Linked DNA regions of Homo sapiens: regions 2, 3 and 4 are each linked to region 1. The links are chromatin contacts, found by Hi-C or POLR2A ChIA-PET in ENCODE. All regions are on one chromosome and are shown on one strand. The core of a region is the stretch at or near the end of the contact, and the rest is flanking DNA. Distances in the headings are between cores, read along the strand shown.

Region 1 (3,121 bases), core at 163-2,662:
TAGAGAACAAAATGACCCTGGTAGACTCACAAAGCAGTTAAATAACAGTGAAGTCACAACATCAAGGCACTATCTGAGTAATTAAGTCCCCAGATGAAAGACACTGATCGTGAAAGTACCATAGACATATTCATGGAGAAAGAGAAATTAATTTAGCTGGAGTGGTTTCATGGGGAAGGTAGAATTTAATACAAGGTTGTGGGAATAAGTGGCGTGAGACGGAACAGTGTTTGGGGCAGGGAAGAGAGCTAGGTCTTCAAGGTAGAAAAGCTGCCTCTTTCCTCGGCTTTGGCTTCATCCTGTGAACAGACGTTAGCTTAGTGCTCGTATTTATTTATCTTTCTGTTTGGTACAAAAACTTCCTATTGTTCTAGCTTTCATCAAGTCTTAGGGAATGTGTTATTCTCTTTGTTGCTATTTTTGTATTTTATTCAAGCATGGTAGAGTTCAGATTCCCCAGTAAAACACACAATGGTATTCTTGATAAGCTTCCAGGACTGTTTTTTCGGTCACTTGAAAGGCCACAGAACTCTGCAAAAAAGGTAGTGAAATCCAAACAAATCCAAGCGTACAGACCACTCCCTCAAACAGCAGAAACTACTATTAATTATTTGGTCCATACACCTGTAGATTATTTCTAATTACATTATTTACTTCATTTAACAGAACAGATATGGAAGAGTCATTTGTACGCAAATATCCAAAAAGAAAAAATTAAGGAGACGCATTTATAAGAATTAATGTTGTAGAGCCTTTTAGATGCATTGAAATGTTTTAAAATACTATCTTTTATTAGGCCTATGCAAAAGAAATATTTTTGGAACAATTATTTTGCAGTAAACTGAGAAGAAAATATCTGATCTGGTTCCATTTACATTATACTTAGTCTCATAATTATAAAGGGACTAAGTTGTAGCTGGCATTTCCATTATAAACAGATTTTATGGTCCTTTAATAAATGGTTCTAGTTTGAAGAGTGACCAAGAAAACACAAATCCTTATTTTTTAAATCCAAATGGACTGATTCAATACAATGTCAGAATTTTCCAAGTTGCTTTTCATAATTTTGTCTCTTTCTGTTACTGTGTATGTCACTGACATTTCCTACTGACGGCAGAACCATTTCATCTTTTACTCATTTGGTTTTAGCACAGGAGCCCCTGAAAATTAAAGAGTTGACACAAGAATTCTCAATTCACTGAGGGCTGTGGTCTAGCTTTCAGTTAGAGGTGATTTCCACTCGGGACAGCTGTGACCCTCAGGTTTTCAGCAGCTCATTAGCTGCAGCTTCTATTTCAAACTGAAGCCAATCAGAATACTAGTTCTGTTATTTGTGTGCCAGTTTGGATTAGGGGCAGCCTATACAAATAGGACAGGGTAACACCCCCTTCAGATAGGCATGGGCAATTAGGTTTGCATAGCTAAAATTAAGTGGTGGTATGTTCATTTCTCTTTCACCAGAAAAAATAGTTGAAGCCAGAAATTCATTATGCCTGTCAGCAGTATGTGTAAACTCAAAATCAAATTCAGCATGGTTTACAACGGAAGGTACAACCTACTTCTTAGTGAAATAAAGGCATAAAATGCCTATAAAAGGAAGTATGTAATTTCCAAAGTATTTATTATCTTATAATTATCTTACATTTTGGTTACTATTAATGATGGTGATTATGCTAAGTTACTAACTTTTATGGAAGACTGAACAGTAGCCAGGTGATGTGCTAACAATCACATGCTAATCAGCCCGCATGTGAGAAAGGATTTGTTATCAACATCAAGGTTTTCCTTACATCCCTGAAATCATACCACGTATTTGCTTATTTATTCCATCAACATTTATGGCTAACCCTAACTGCCATCAGGAAATGTTGAAGCCTGTAGAAATATAAGCATTGCATGTAACTGAGCTGTAACCACTAAAATATCTTCATAGAATCCACATAAAACTAGATTAGAATAATTAACATTACATAAATGCATGCATACTTACTTTAGAGACTGCTTTCATATCATTGTCTCATTTTAGTATATATAATAAGGGCCAGTGTGGTATGGACTCATTTTCACAGGTAAGGGAGCTGAGTCTCAGGGAGATTAAGGGACTTGCTCAGGTTTATTAACTGGCTGAGCTGGGACTCACACTCTGATTAAAATCTCATTTTCATGATCTTTCCATGATGTTGGATCCTGTGGCTTCCTGGCACAAGCTGAGCATGGAAGCCTGCTGCTATCTAGAAATATACACCTGATCCCATGAGAAGTGCTATCATATCACAGCCAACGTGGTCTCATGGGATCAGGTGTATATTTCTAGGTAAGCCTAAGACTGGCCCAGTTCCAGCTTGGAGGATTCTGACATGCAGATCCTTAGTTCCCCTGCGTGGGGCAGTGTTGATCAGCCCAGAGTAGCACTCTGGCACACTGGATAGGAGTGTGGGGACTACATAACTGACAAAGAGTAGGAAAATATTTAGGTAAAATTATGCTTTTGGATTTTAACCCTAAAGCTCCTTACATTGTTGAGTGAGAGAAAAAAAACCACACACCTGTATTTGAAATACACATGCCCGTTCTATGGAACTTTTTGGATTCTACATGACGGTTATAACAGTCTTTATTGCTAATAAATATGAAACTATTTTCTCTTATCTTATCTATCAAATGATCTTTCCAGCTGGGCATAGTGGTCCATGCCTGTAATCCTAGCACTTTGGTAGGCCCAGGTGGTCAGATTGCTTGAGCTCAGGAGTTTGAGACCCACCTGGGCAACATGGTGAAACTCTGTCTCGAAAAATTAGCTGGGCATGGTGATGCATGCCTGTAGTCCCAGCTACTTGGGAGGCTAAGGTAGGAAGATTGCTTGAGCCCAGGAGGTTGAGGCTGCAGTGAGCCATAATCATGCCACTGCGCTCCAGTCTGGGAGACAGAGTGAGATACTGTCTCAATAAAATGAATAAAATAAATAAATAATAAATATTTATAAAAATGATCTTACCATCACCGCAAAATAGACTAAGAGCTATACCAATGTATTGGAACTATGTTGTTTCAACTTTAAAGTCAATATTAATTATTAAAGTGTAGTTTCCTACTATAGAATAATCATTTTACTTTTGATATG
Region 2 (3,121 bases), core at 262-2,761, 250 kb after region 1:
AACTGACAAGTGCCAGATGAGAACCAAAAAGCTCACACACTCACTGAACATCAGGAATGTTCACTTTGGGGATGCTGCTGACTACACCTTTGTGGCTGGAAAAGCAACATCAACAGCCACACTTTATGTGGAAGGTATGGTTTCATACATATTAGATCCATAGAAAAAATGTCATACATGCTTTATAAAATTTAGTGTATCAATTAATGAATGGATAAATAAAATGTGGGATAGCCATACGATGGGATATCATTCAGCAATAAAAAGGAAGCACTACGATATGCTACAACATGGATGAACCTTTAAAACTTTATGCTAAGTGAAAGAAGCCAGAGACCATACAAAGACCACATATTGTATGATTCCATTTATATGAAATGTCCAAGATACACAAATCTATAGAGATGTAGATTGGTGGTTGCTTAGGTCTACAGGGGAGACAATAGAAAAGTCCTTGGGGTGATGGCTAAGGGTTACATGATTTCTTCTTGGGGAATGAGAATGTTCTAAAATTATGGTGATGGCTACACAATGATGAATACATGGAAATTCATTGAATTGTATACTTTAAATTGGTGGATTGTACAGTATGTGAATTATATCTCAATAAAGCTGTTAAAAATGTTAATTTTTCTACATGCTATTTTCCAGCTCGTCATATAGAATTTAGGAAACACATTAAGGACATTAAGGTACTGGAGAAGAAGCGAGCCATGTTTGAATGTGAAGTTTCTGAACCTGACATCACTGTACAGTGGATGAAAGATGACCAGGAACTGCAGATCACAGACAGGTCAGTTGTTTTGTCTTGCTACATTCCAGTAATTCCCAGTTTCCTCTGAATCACCATACGGTAAACTCGAATTTCCATTTCATCCATAGAATAAAGATTCAGAAGGAGAAATATGTCCACCGCCTTCTGATCCCATCCACCCGGATGTCTGATGCTGGGAAGTACACAGTGGTGGCAGGAGGCAACGTGTCAACTGCAAAACTCTTTGTAGAAGGCAGAGATGTTCGCATCCGAAGTATTAAAAAGGAGGTTCAGGTATTGTCTACATACTAAATGTTTTGAAAAATCATCAGTAGTCCATAATCTATCATTTTATATTTTAATGTTTCCCTTTTACATTTTCTAACCACCATCCTTTAAAGAATTAAATCAGCTCATTCTTACTTGGCTTAGACTCTCTTATGCTGACCTCAATTTAGTCACAGTTTCCACTCAGGGAATAAGGGTGTCCCTAGCAGCTGTCTAAATACGTTAATTAAAGCAGCTGTAGAAATTTCACTGTCTAATAAATGGCTGCTTGCCAAGCAGCACCAACCAGAAAAGAATTAAAATGTAAATCGTGAGGTTCACACATCAATTAGAATTAAGGAAATTTAGAACAAGGTGATATTTTCTCAGAAGGTTTCTATCTGTGGAGAGGCAAGTGTCAAGGAACTTAGTGGCTAGAAATACTTTCTGTGAAGTCTAAGAGAAAGCCCTGTCCAAGCCGTGCTGGGTTCCTGGCAAGGATGCTGGGCACTCTTGCTGTCGGCTGCATTTACAGAGCTTGTCCTCATAAGTGTCCACCATCCCAAATGATATAATGGAGGAAACATGTCTAGAGAAATACCAGTTGAGTTCAGCTTTATCATATTGCTCATCCAAAGAAAACCAGGCTTTACAGACTGTGGACTATAATGAAAAAGGCTTCAATGAGGACTCAGATAACCTGGAGATGTCTTCCATCATTTATTTGCCAATTCTGAACCTCAGTGTTCTCACTCTTAAAATGAGGATAATAATTCCTACCTAGCCCACAAAGTTATTATTCATATAAAATGAAATCAAATTAAGTAATAACTTTTTAGACAATAAAAAGCCCCCAAAGGTAAAGCATCATTATATCCCTTATTAGTAAATAAGAAGCAAACATTTAAGGATGAAATAATTGTCTCTTTGGGGCAGCTCCTTTCCTCCATGCAGCTGTAAACACAATTCTCTACAAGAGAAGTTTATGTACCATTTGTCCAATACTAGGCAGGAAAAATTAGAGAGTGCTATAATCAGCCAACTTATTACATTATAATATATTGGTTTCACATGCCATTCATTGACCAGTTTTAGAAATTGATTAACTGGGAGGAAACCAGAGCTTCAAGTTTTTGTTGTTGTTGTTGTTTTTTTATGTTGTTCCATCAACAGGTCATTGAGAAACAGCGTGCTGTTGTTGAATTTGAGGTCAATGAAGACGATGTTGATGCCCACTGGTATAAAGATGGCATTGAAATCAATTTCCAAGTTCAAGAACGACACAAATATGTAGTGGAAAGAAGAATCCACCGAATGTTTATCTCTGAGACCAGACAGAGCGATGCAGGAGAATACACCTTTGTGGCAGGAAGGAACAGGAGTTCTGTCACTCTCTATGTCAATGGTATGTAGGGACAGATTTCAGCATATTTTGTGGATCCATCAGAAATAATCCTCCTGTTTAAGTCACTAAATTCTTGTAACTTGAAGGAAATTTCTAAAGAACCTATGGTATTCATGTGGTTCCAGCTACATTTTTTTTCACATTATATCTATGGAAAAGGGAGGGCAGCTGTTAAAAGACCTATTGAGAAGTTATTTTCAGAAAGCACCTGATGGCCAGATCCTCATCTGGTTGCTCAAAACTATTGAACACCCATTGGGTGTCCATTTTCATATACCCCAGATGAGCTTCTAGATTCGCTGTTAAACTATTTTAGTTCTCTGCCCTCTGCCTGAACTGCTCAAGTCCTAGCAGCACTACCAAGTGAAAGGGGTGTTTCCAGCCTCTGATATGGAGTGCCTGGGAGAACTCAAAAGTCCTCTTTGAGACCCTGGAAGGCCTAGAGAGCCTCAGGCAATGTGGAACTCGATCCTCTCTACCCCAAGCTCTAAGAACAGGGGCTCTTACTTTGGACAGGGAATTCCACATGCTACCAAGCACTCCTGAGGAGCCTCTGAGCAGTCCCCAGGGAAGTGCTGTTAAACCTCTGCTCTCCTCATTAGAAATCTTAAGGCTGAATCTCAAGCTGACCTTGTTTTGAGTCTAACCTAGATGCAAGAGAAAAATGGAACCTCCCTTCCTATTCTCATCCTAGG
Region 3 (3,121 bases), core at 234-2,733, 160 kb after region 1:
TCATTTGCTTCAGTGGATACAGCTTTTTCAGGACCCAGAGGAAGGGGTGACATTGACCAGTTCGTTGCAGCCAACTCCAGCCTGCTGAAATTCTATTTAAGGGTCATTGACTCATGGTGAATCAATGGTGCCAGGGGCCAGGGAGCAGACACTTTGCTTTGGAGGCTACGAAGTATTAGCACTGAGGTCAAGTGGCTGGTTTCATATTTATTCAAACTGACTGGCTTTTCTGGCAAAACAACTCTTCAAGAAAAAAGAAATAACAGATCAAAGTGATCTTCTACATCCATGCACCTCCACATGCTTAATTCTATCTCCTCCCCCTCAACTGTAACAAATCCACAACACCTAGATATTCACTAAATCACAACCACCACCTGCTCCTAGCTAAGCTTTCCATTGAAAGGCTTACTTGTTCTGGGAGAAAACAACTCACAGATTGGGATAGCAATGGTTCTCATTCTTGACTGGGAAGTGATAGCAGAACACAAGGGTACACATAATTCTAGATTTATCTCCATTTAGAGCAAAATGTTTCTGAGCCCATTAAGCCATAAGTCCATTGGGAAAGAAGGTGGTGGAAAAGGAGGCAGTAAACTTTCTTCACTTTCTGTTTATGCCCAGTTTACATCAACTAGACCCAGCAAGTATCAAATATTATCCAACAACATTAAAGCACAGAAATAAGTATAAATAACTCAACTTTAATGGTGGCCTGGCTCTGAAGTGGCCGTTCCTGTAGGCCACACATTTACAGACCACAGGCAGGTGCAGGATGGACCATGGCTGGAAGGAAAACCAGAGGGGAAGAGAGCAAGAGTGGCTACTTGGATTCTGTTAAACAGGAGGGAAGCAGGAACTGACATCTGATAATGATGTTCATTTCAGCGGTGTGCTACAGGACTGTAGAGTTTCAGCTCATAATTTGTGTTCCAGGGAGTTACTTTTGGCTAGAGAGGCGTCGACTCTTCGGGGTTGAACCGGTAGTGTAATTTGCCCTCTACTTGATAGAATGGCCACTTCCGGTTCCTATGCTGCTGCTTACACGTCAATCACATCTTGTTAAGGAAAACCGTCAGAGCACGTTGGTCTCCCCAAGGCTACAAAATGTGGATTCATGGTTATGGAAGCTATTCCTTTACAGTCTTTCCTTAAAGTGATCTTCTTTATTCCTCTTTCTCTCTTCTTTCCTCCCCTCCCCCTTTCTTCCCGTTTTCCCTCCTTCTCTTCCTCCTCCTCTACTTCTATTTGTAAACCTTTGTCTTGCCAAAATCCTCCCTCTTTGCAGTGATGGTTGGGCTCTACATTTGCTAAAGCGCAAGTGGAGCAGGCTGAGGGGTTTTCCCAGCCCCCTCTGGCTCCGTTTCTAGCTCCCTGTAGAGCTGTGACATTTATGAAGCTGGGTCTCCCTGTTCAGGCCCTTCCAGCAGGAATTCTATTTATAGGGACTGCCTCATGATGAGACTGTGTTTGGAGCCAGCCGGCCGGGATGACAAATTTCCCTTCCTGTCAATAGTAGGTACGCCCCAGGATTGTCTGTACCGTGTCAGGAATGAGCAGCCAGATACATGCGGGTTTGATTTAGGAATCAGGTATCACTTTAGCATGCTCTTACATTTTAAGAGAGATATTCTTCCCATTTGCTTCCACTACTGATCCAGTTAATCTTTCATGTAACTTACAATTTCACATTTAAATGACCTCTGAGAACTTTGAGTCTTTGTCACTTCTCCTTTTTTGTGGACATGTAGTGCGTGTGCACACCCTGGACTTTCCCACCACAGGCCTAAGGGAAAATAATCAGAAGGAATATTTTCCGTGTCCCTTAGGAAAATAAAAATATGTGTGTTCCAGTTTATATTGTGAACAGCAGAGCCCAAACAGATGGCAGTTTCCACAGTGGTAATAATATTTGCTATCTAGACATTATTATCGTTGTTATCATTATTAGTCTTTGGGTATAGCTGCTTAAAACTTACGTAAAATTAAATATGATACGTTATACTGATTTTTTTCTGCATAAACAATTAAAATTAGATAACATGCCAGAGGACTAAACCAAGTATAGCATTTATGTTTAAAGTTGATTTTTAAACACAGTTTCACTTTCAATGTGCTTAAAGTACTGTTAGAAAGTTCACAGACTCTGACTTGCAATGGATTTTTGAGAATGTCCAGTTCAGTATGTTCATTTTTCAGATGGGAAAACTGAGGAGCATATGACTTTCATGTTATGAATATGCTACAGGACAACAGAGTTTCAGCTCAGGGTGTTCCAGGGGATCAACTTCAGGCCACAGACTCATTTGTTGGGCACCAACATGCTTATGATTTGTTAAACTCAGAATTCACCATTTACATAATATTTCAGTGCCATTCAACCACTGCATGGTCTGATGTTAAATATCTTCTTTTTTTTATGCTTTCCTCTTCTATCCCTATTTTCTGGTATATCTAAGATGTTTGTATGATCTGATATAATAGTACAGTTCATTTGGTTATTTCAAAAAAATTTCTTTCTTGACTGTGCTGTAGCTAACTTACATGGTCTTAACTTCACTGAAAGCCCTTAGAAAAGAACTCAATACCTCAAGGCAAAATAAAGTGTTCTAAATGTAATTTTTAAAAATGTAATGTGATGTGCCTTAGAGACAACGAATGATAGTTTGTGCTTTATCTTTGAGAAAAAACCATTTTTTTCCAATTTCATATGAAGACATAGGAAATTGTAGAACCTTATTTTCTTCATGTCTACCTACTAGAAAAATAATCTTCAGACTGCCAGACTTTGTGCTTTTTCCTACCCATTTCACACAAAGATACATTTGTATGCTTGAATGTTGAATATAATTCATATTTTTTCTTGCCTGACTATATAAATAAGTTGTTCATACACAAAGCACAGTAGACATATTCTCTGCCATATTACATGACACAGAAACATCATTCTTTACACATCCACATTTAGAAATGTAATAAGTAAATATCAAGCATGCTTTCTTCTTTGAACCTGACCAAAAACAGTACCTTTACATTTACATGATGTTAATGGAAATTTGTAACTCGAGGCTCATATTACAGATCACAATTACTTTGCTGAAAAGAATAGTAATGACAGAAT
Region 4 (3,121 bases), core at 399-2,898, 150 kb before region 1:
TTTTTGTCCTCTTCTTCAAGTTAATAATCATGTAAAATCTTGGTCTCATTGTATAATGACTGATAAAAAACTTATTTTAGTGAGAAAATTGATTTTACGTCTTTTGAAGAAATTCTCCAAGATGATTGTGTTAGAAAAAATTTTTCATACTGTAGAAAAATCAAATTTAATAATTTCCCAACTAAAAATTAACTCTTACAGTTTAAGCTAAACATATTCCTAGTACAGAGATTCAGTAAAACAAAAAGTAATTCACATGTACAATTTATGCTGCATTTTTTATTTGAAGTATTTTCTGAATCACCTTGTCTTTCAAGTTCTTCTTTATTGCCATGTATGTTTTGAAGTCTAGAGAATTTCTTCTTTATTATTTTAATTCTTCTCCAAAAATCTCTTATGTAGCATAATCTTGACTGTCTGGTAATTTATAAATTTAGTAAATTATTCATTTTACATGTGTAATTTGTAATTATTTTTCTGTATTTTATAGAATGTTGTTCCAGCTGAGGTGTCCCTTGTTTGTGTGGTAAAGCCAGATGAATTCTGGGATAAGAAAGTAACGCATTTTTGTTTTTGGAAGGAGAAGGATAGACTTGGCTTTGAGGTAAATGTAATCTCTTTTTTTAAAGTCCATTATATCTTTAAAAATAGTATTTTACTGAAATTATTTTTGACCGTTCAGCATTGGTTACTAAGCAGTGCTTAAGGAATGCTTAATTAGTGCCTAAGTAATAATTAGTATATGGTCAGCATTTGGATACTTGCTGAATGAAGTATGATATTTTGTTAAAGATCATGAAAGCTTTCTTGTTTTCCATTTTCAATTGTATCATTCTTTGTTAACTTCTTTGAATAAGTAGAACCTTTGTATTTAAATTTTTTTATTGCATTATGGAGAGGAAATTTAACAAATACTAGGAAATCCTGGACATTTTGGAGTTGAAATTATAGTCTATTTTTTGTGACATGTCATAATTATTTTTTAGTATCTGGCCAGTTTTAATACATGAACACAGTTATCCATTCTTTCCTACTGACTTTTTATTTCTCTCTTTTACTTTCCTTGTGTGATAGTGCATCTTACTGTAGGTTAGAAAAAAGCACTATGATGGAATGTAAATCTAAGCAGTTTGTCATATTCTTTCTTCCACACCTGTTAATTCTCAACTTCCCAGTAGGAGAGTTGATAAATAACAGACTTTACATTGTCTAAATAAAGTGTGGGAACTTTGAAGAATACAAAGACTAACTCCAACCTGGTATAATATAGGCCCTTGGAATGCTTACAGTCAGATAATAAAGATTCATTTTGGAACTTGCCATGCTATACACTCATTTTTATTTTTACCGAGGTCAATATCAGTGTATTTTTGGTATGGAGAAAAGGTTGTTAATGTATATTGGATAGAAAGATTTGAGAAAACTTAGTTTATTCTTAAAGGAGATGGCTTGAAATTTCTTAAAAATACATGGTTTTATTCTTTACTTAAAAAAATTAAGCTATAATTTACGTGCAGTGAAATTAATTCATTTTAGTGTGTAGTTCTGAGAGTTCTGACAAAACATATAAAACCACAATCAAGAAATCAGGAAGTGTCTCCTCACCCCCAGAATTCCCCTATATGCTCCTATAGTTAACTTCTCCATTTCTAGCCCCTGACTGGTGGTAGGAAAACTGTTTCTGTACTCACAAGCCCCTTCTCAGGTTTAGTAATTTGGTATATTGATTCATAGAATTCAGGGAATCACTTTACTAACATTTACTGGCTTTATATAAAGAATATAGATGAACAACCCAGATGAAGTGATACACAAAGTGCAAGGTCTAGAATGATCCAGAGCGCAGGAGCTTCGAACCCTAGGGAGTTGGGGTGCACCACCCTCATGGCCTGTGTACATGTTTATCAACCCAGAAACTCTCCAAATCATTGGCCATTAGTGATTAACTAACTCAGTCTCCAGCCTCTCTCCCTTCCCTGGAGGGAGAGGAGTGGCCATGAAAGTTTCAACTCTCTAATTATGCCTTGGTCTTTTTGGTGACAAGCCTTCATCTTGAATCTGTTTAGAGGCCCACAGCCACCACTCATCTTACTAACATCCAAAAAAACACTTATCACTCCAGAAATGCCAAGGATCTTGTAACTCTTGTGTCGATAACTGGGGACTGAGACCAAATACTGTAATAAAGGATGCTCCTGTCACCTAGGAATTACAAGGGTTTCAGGAGTTCTGTGCCAGGAACCGGGGACAAAGAGCAAATGCATATTTCTTATATCACAGTATCACAGATGGTATCAGTTTAAATCTCTTACCTATTTTTTAAAAAAAATAAGGTCTTTTTTGTTACTGGATTTTGAGAGTTTTTTATGTATTTTGTATAGAAGTCATTTATGAGACACATAATTTACAAATATTACCTCCTAGTCTATTGTTTGCCTTGTCATTCTCTTAACAGTTTTCAAGAAATTTTTTTAACTATGATGAAGTCCTCTTTTTCAGTTTTTTTTTTTTTTGCTTTCTGATTTCACAGGTGGAGAAACAGTTTTCTTTTATTAATCAGACTTTTGTTGTCATAATCTGAGAAATCTTTGCCTTACTCAAGGTCACAAAGATTGTCCTTGATATTTTCTTCTAAAAGTTGTATAGTTTTAGTCATTAAATTTAGATCTGTGATCTATTTTGAGTTAATGTTTGTGAGCTATGGTCAAGAATATGTATTTTATGACTTCAGGTTTTTTTTTTTTTTTTTGAGATGGAGTTTCGCTTTTGTTACCCAGGCTGGAGTGCAGTGGTGCAACCTCGGCTCACTGCAACCTCCGCCTCCCAGGTTCAAGAGATTCTCCTGCCTGAGCCTCCCACGTAGCTGAGATTACAGGCATGCACCACCACACCCAGCTAATTTTGCATTTTTAGTAGAGACGGGGTTTCTCTACGTTAGTCATGCTGGTCTCAAACCTCAGGTGATCTGCCCACCTCGGCCTCCCAAAGTGCTGGGATTACAGGCATGAGGCACCGTGCCCGGCTGACTTCAGTCATTTTAAGTTTAAGGTTTGGTTTGTGACACACTATGTGTTCTATCTTGGTGATTCCCAGAATAAGTATTCTGTTGTTGGATGGAGTG

Evidence for each region. A loop is a pair of places that touch in the nucleus more often than their neighbours do. ChIA-PET counts read pairs that join two places held with the same protein, here RNA polymerase II (POLR2A). Pooled maps may share reads with other maps.
Region 2: a map of endothelial cell of umbilical vein shows a loop between it and region 1 (2.0-fold over the local background). The contact joins two enhancer-like sites. A Hi-C loop is called at or near these places in 4 of 168 maps with a recorded cell type or tissue (A673, HCT116, PC-3 and 1 more), 4 of 37 single-sample maps with no recorded cell type and 8 of 50 pooled maps.
Region 3: a pooled map shows a loop between it and region 1 (2.1-fold over the local background). The contact joins two enhancer-like sites. A Hi-C loop is called at or near these places in 2 of 168 maps with a recorded cell type or tissue (CD8-positive, alpha-beta T cell and naive thymus-derived CD4-positive, alpha-beta T cell) and 7 of 50 pooled maps.
Region 4: a loop to region 1 is called in a map with no recorded cell type, with 2.4 times the contacts of the local background. The contact joins two enhancer-like sites. A Hi-C loop is called at or near these places in 1 of 37 single-sample maps with no recorded cell type. POLR2A ChIA-PET finds 5 or more read pairs at or near these places in 2 of 52 experiments (activated CD4-positive, alpha-beta T cell and activated T-cell).

The regions. Positions count from the first base shown.
Region 1 is chr2:179,019,607-179,022,727 of GRCh38, reverse strand. All of the region lies in intron 2 of CCDC141 (coiled-coil domain containing 141), which reads left to right. Among named protein-coding and RNA genes, the nearest start is that of CCDC141, 29 kb to the left of the region's middle. Within about 2 kb of position 1,412, at least 5 of the 41 ENCODE cell types and tissues checked have a DNase peak (open chromatin) inside an H3K27ac peak, as active enhancers do.
Region 2 is chr2:178,765,686-178,768,806 of GRCh38, reverse strand. TTN (titin) reads left to right here. Exons shown (of 363, transcript NM_001267550.2): 38 at 1-134; 39 at 652-793; 40 at 883-1,048; 41 at 2,195-2,426. Among named protein-coding and RNA genes, the nearest start is that of TTN, 40 kb to the left of the region's middle. Within about 2 kb of position 1,511, at least 2 of the 41 ENCODE cell types and tissues checked have a DNase peak (open chromatin) inside an H3K27ac peak, as active enhancers do.
Region 3 is chr2:178,862,318-178,865,438 of GRCh38, reverse strand. The region is part of intron 17 of CCDC141 (coiled-coil domain containing 141); the gene reads left to right. Among named protein-coding and RNA genes, the nearest start is that of TTN, 56 kb to the right of the region's middle. Within about 2 kb of position 1,483, at least 18 of the 41 ENCODE cell types and tissues checked have a DNase peak (open chromatin) inside an H3K27ac peak, as active enhancers do.
Region 4 is chr2:179,169,603-179,172,723 of GRCh38, reverse strand. SESTD1 (SEC14 and spectrin domain containing 1) reads left to right here. Exons shown (of 18, transcript NM_178123.5): 5 at 491-604. Among named protein-coding and RNA genes, the nearest start is that of SESTD1, 94 kb to the left of the region's middle. Within about 2 kb of position 1,648, at least 2 of the 41 ENCODE cell types and tissues checked have a DNase peak (open chromatin) inside an H3K27ac peak, as active enhancers do.